Regions from separate parts of the Homo sapiens genome. Here region 2 is linked to region 1. Evidence: read pairs that join two places in POLR2A ChIA-PET (ENCODE). Cell type or tissue: PC-3. All regions are shown on one strand.

Region 1 (2,500 bases):
ATTTGTTGAAAAGATTATCTTTTTTCCATTATATTGCCTTTGCTTCTTTGTCATATATTTATGTAGGTCTATGTGTGAACTCTTTATTCTGTGCCATTTATCTATTTGTCTAATTTGTCTGAATTTTTTTTTGTCAATACCACACTGTCTTAATTACTGTAGCTTTAGGTAACTCTTAAAATTGAGTAGTGTCAGTCCTTCTGTTGAATTTTTTCACAAGTTTTTTTTTTTTTTTGAGATGGAGTCTCTGTTACCCAGGCTGGAGTGGAGTGCGGTGGCACAATCTTGGCTCACTGCAACCTCTGCCTCCCTGTTTCAAGCGATTCTCCTGCTTCAACCTCCGAAGTAACTGGGATTACAGGCTCCCACCGCCATGCCGGGCTAATTTGTGTATTTTTAGTAGAGACGGGGTTTTACCATGTTGACCAGGCTGGTCTTGAACTCCCGACCTCAGGCGATCCACCTGCCTCGGCCTCCTAAAGTGCTGGGATTACAAGTATGAGGCACCGCGCCTGGCCACATTTTTTCACAAGCTTTTTAGCTATCTATTGAGATGTTCTTATTTTGTTTGTTATTCTTTTTTAGTTTGTTAATATGATGAATTATATTGATTGATATTTGATTGTTAGTCTATCCCATATTCTGGGGTAATGTTTGGTATTTGGTCATGATATATTATCCTTTTTGTATATTGTTGGATTTGATTTGTTAATTTTTTTCTTTTAAGTGACGGGTTCTCCCTATGTTGCCCAGGCTGGTTTCAAGCTCCTGGGCTCGAGCAATCCTCCCGCCTGGGCCTCCCAAAGTGTTGGGATTACAGGTGTGAGCCACTGCGCCGGGCCTGATTTGTTAAAATTTTGTTAAGGATTTTTGTGTTTATGTCCGCAAGGGTGTTGGTTTGTTTTTTTCTTTCCATTGTGCAGGTTGGTCTTGAACTTCAGGGCTCAAGTGATCTGCCCACCTTGGCTTCCCAAAGTTTTGGGATTACAGGTGTGAGCCACCACACCCAGTCTAGTTTTAATACGAGAATAATGCTGGCCTCATAGAATAGCTGAGAAGTGTTCTCCTCTCTTCTGTTTTTTGGAGTAGTTTATATGTAAATTGGTATTTTTTTCTCTTAAATTTTTGGTAGAATTCACCAGTTCACATCTGGTCTGGTGACTTCTTTTCTTTTCTTTAAAAAAAATTTTTTTTTTTTTTGAGATGGAATTTCACTCTTGTTGCCCAAGCTGGAGTACAATGGTGCAGTCTTGGCTCACCGCAACCTCCACCTCCCAGGTTCAAGCGATTCTCCTGCCTCAGCCTCCCGAGTAGCTGGGATTACGGGCATGCGCCACCACGCCCTGCTAATTTTGTATTTTTAGTAGAGACAGGGTTTCTCCATGTTGGTCAGGCTGGTCTTGAACTCCCGACCTCAGGTGATCCACCCGCCTCGACCTCCCAAAGTGAGATTACAGGCATGAGCCACCGCGCCCAGCCCTAAAATATTTTTAATTTAAAAAATATTTTTTTTTTGCATTCTCATCTTTGGGTCATGGCCTGGTGATTTCTTTATGGGAAAGTTTTCAATCTTCTGAGTTTATATATAAATATATTACTATTGAGGTTGTCTATTTTTTTTGTAAAGTGAGCGTTGATAGTTTATGTCCTTCACGGAATTTGTCCAGTTCATCTAAATTATTAACCTTATTGGTAAAAAGTCATTCATGTTATTCCCGTCTTTTTAATGTAGGATCTTTGGACGTGTCTTTTCCCTTCCCTTCTTCTGGTGTTGGTAATTTTTATCTTCTCTCTTTTTCCATGGTCATCTTTTGTCAGGGTGATCATGGAAAAAGAAAGTTTACAATAAAACGACCAGCTTTTGTTTTTACTGATTTTCAATTTTTTTTTTTTTTTTGAGACAGAGTCTCACTCTGCCGCCCAGGCTGGAGTGCAATGGCATGATCTCAGCTCACTGCAACCTCTGCCTCCCGGGTTCAAGCAATTCTCCTGCTTCAGCCTCCTGAGTAGCTGGGATTACAGGCGCCTGCCACCACGCCCAGCTAATTTTTTTATTTTTAGTAGCGACGGGGTTTCACCACGTTGGCCAGGCTGGCCTCAAACTCCTGACCTCGTGATCCGCCCGCCTGGCCTCCCAAATTGCTGGGATTACAGGTATGAGCCATGGCGCCTGGCCTATATTCTTTTTTCTAGTTTATTCTACTCACTTCTACTCATTCTTTTTCATTCTGCTCATTTTCTATTTCAATCTGCTCTCATTCTTGATGTTTCCTTTCTTCTCCTTACTTTGGGTTTAATTTATTCTTTATTTTAAATTAGCCACGCCCAGCTAATTTTTTGCAGAGACGGAATCTTGCTATGTTGCCCATGCTGGTCTCGAACTCCTGGGCTCAGGTGGGCCTTCCACCTGGGCCTGCCAAAGTGTTGGGATTACAGGCATGACCCACCATGCCTGGCTACTATGTATATGTGTGTGTGTGTGTGTGTGTGTGTGTGTGTG
Region 2 (2,500 bases), 130 kb before region 1:
AAGAACAGGGCCATGAAAGGGGGTCTCTGGTGCCTCCTGTTTTTCCCAAGGAGTCCAGGCTGTTAGAACTTGAATATTCACTTTTAATTAAGCTGACTTTTAACCATAGCACTCTTTAATAAAATCCTTTTAAAATGTCTTATTACCCAATTTTAGCCAGGCCAAAAGGCTGATATTCCTGGCTTTTGAACTTTACCAAAGGTAAAGTTAAGGACTCAGGAAGGTTCTCAGAGAAAGGAAGATTTAAGATAGTCAGTGGAGAAGAGACTAGAGACGGTCATGCAGTTATTAAACCGGAAAGGACTTACTTCCTAAGCAGGGAATTGAGCTAGTGTGAAAGGGCAAAGCCTTGACTACTGAGCTACAGCACACGGCAGTCTTTTCTTTCCCTTCCCAGAAGGAGTTTAGAATAGTTAATTTTGAGCTTGCAAAGGCTTTTAGTTAAAAGATAATTTTTAGAGCTAACTATGACAGAAACCCTAAAATTATTGTTCCCTGGAAGGCAAAGACCAAGAGAAAGTATTGCCACATGGTTACAAGGTCAAGCTCCTAAGGACGTAAAACAAGATGGAGACAAACAGTGGTTTTTACCATTCATTCAACCATTTGCACAGAGAGAGAGAAGCCAGAAATTTGACTGGTAAGAAATTCCTGGCCAAGCGTGGTGGCTCACTCCTGTAATCCCAGCACTTTGGGAGGCCGAGTTGGGTGGATCACGAGGTCAGGAGATAGAGACCATCCTGGCTAACACAGTGAAACCCCGTCACTACTAAAAATACTAAAAAAAAAAAAAAAAAAAAATTAGCCGGGCGTGGTGGCGGGCGCCTGTAGTCCCAGCTACTGGGGAGGCTGAGGTGGGAGAATGGCGTGAACCCGGGAGGTGGAGCTTGCAGTGAGCCAAGATAATGCCACTGCACTCCAGCCTGGGCGACAGGGCGGGACTCCGTCTCAAAAAAAAAAAAATTCCTACCCTTTTGCCAGCATGCCAGGCTTCTGGGTTCCCTTTCCCTGAGTGGCCCTAGTGACTCAGCTTGCTGCATCATCACTCTGGGGGCCAAGCCGCATCATAAAAGAAAATTATCTTTCTTCGTTCTGGCCAGAGCAAGATACGTGTGACAAAACAGACATTAGTCACTCTGCTTAGCACCCAATATCAAACTGACAGAGCTCAAACTTGCCTCTGGTTGTGCCCCATCATCGTTAATCCAACCTCCGACCAGGAATTTCAACCTGTGGTCTCTGGGCAAGATGGTCGCCCTGAGTAACAGAAAAGATAAGCAAGGGAGCCGGGCCAGGCAAGGTGGCTCATGCCTGTAATCCCAGCACTTTGGGAGGCCAAGGCGGGCGGATTGTTTCAGGTCAGGAGTTCAAGACCAGCTTGGCCAACAGGGTGAAACCCTGTTTCTACTAAAAATACAAAAAATTAGCTGGGCGTGGTGGCGCACGCCTGTAGTCCCAGCTACTCAGTTGGCTGAGGCAGGAAAATTGCTTGAACCCGGGAGGCAGAGGTTGCAGTGAGCCAAGATCTTGCCACTGCACTCCATCCAGCCTGGGTGATAGAGCAAGACTCCAACCCAAAATAAAAAAAGAAAAGAAAGGGAGAGAGAGAAAAAAGCATTGCCTGCGGCAGGGTTGGGAAGGTGAAATGATCAGGGAAGCCAGAGAAAGACCCACCCATTGCAACGACTCTGAAAAGTTCAGTCAGCTGCTTCTCGGTAGCAAAGGGATCTTTTCCAGCAGTCTCATCAGCTCTCAAGTTTCCCCTTTTAGGGGGGAAAACGCTCCCCCGTCCCATGATCCTGTACATGCCTAATGGCCACTCACAGCCTTCAGCAAAGAGTGCAAGGCAGATTATTCCAAAGAGAATAGCAGTTGACATGCTGTAGTACCAAACCTGTTCTTAGCCAAAAGGGGCTTTACGAAGAGCCCTCATGTTTAAATGTACTTCAGTGCATTGTTGTTCATTCGGCACATTCCACTGTAAGTCACCTTTAGTAAGATTTTGCCATTTCTGTAAGACTTCGCTGCCTCCCAGGCCTAATGTATAACCCAAAAAGAACTCAGTTTTCCAGAAATTAAGGATCCCATTTTCCCATTTTTCCCTAGAATATTGACTTTACTCAGGTTCTCTTGATTAACTTAGCCAATGACTTTTTTTCCTACGTAAGCATGCACAAAAAATGAAACAAAGGGGCAGAACACAAAAATCCATGTGAATTTTCAAAAGCCAAATTTTATAACCCCTGCAATATTACTGCTTTACCACCAGTTCCTTTCTGACCCAGTCAGATGTAAGAGGCCTCTAACTTGATCCAAGCCAGTTAATTCCCAGATCAAACCTGTTCCTGGACCCAGTCCAGTTTCTGTCGCAACTCCAAACCCAGTTTGGATCAGAAATTTTCTCAAACTCCAAAACACAAATCCATGGAGCTCCAAAATCTGAGAGGGAGCTTACGATGATCCCCAGCCACTCTGAGAGATCCATGGACACAAAAATGGG

What was found. Peaks named below come from ENCODE experiments on the same cell type or tissue, not always from the same donor. Only the 100,000 strongest peaks of a DNase experiment are listed, where the experiment ranks them.
Region 2: POLR2A ChIA-PET joins it to region 1 with 6 read pairs; 3 of 35 experiments call an interaction of 5 or more read pairs at or near these places.

What each region holds. Positions count from the first base shown.
Region 1 is chr1:52,958,013-52,960,512 of GRCh38, forward strand. The region is part of intron 5 of SCP2 (sterol carrier protein 2); the gene reads left to right. Among named protein-coding and RNA genes, the nearest start is that of SCP2, 32 kb to the left of the region's middle. In PC-3, no CTCF peak of the experiment used is centred here; no DNase peak of the experiment used is centred here.
Region 2 is chr1:52,832,668-52,835,167 of GRCh38, forward strand. No RefSeq gene overlaps it. Among named protein-coding and RNA genes, the nearest start is that of ZYG11A, 8.8 kb to the right of the region's middle. RefSeq lists an enhancer at 1-105. In PC-3, no CTCF peak of the experiment used is centred here; a DNase peak (open chromatin) is centred at 1,124; H3K27ac peaks cover 694 bases.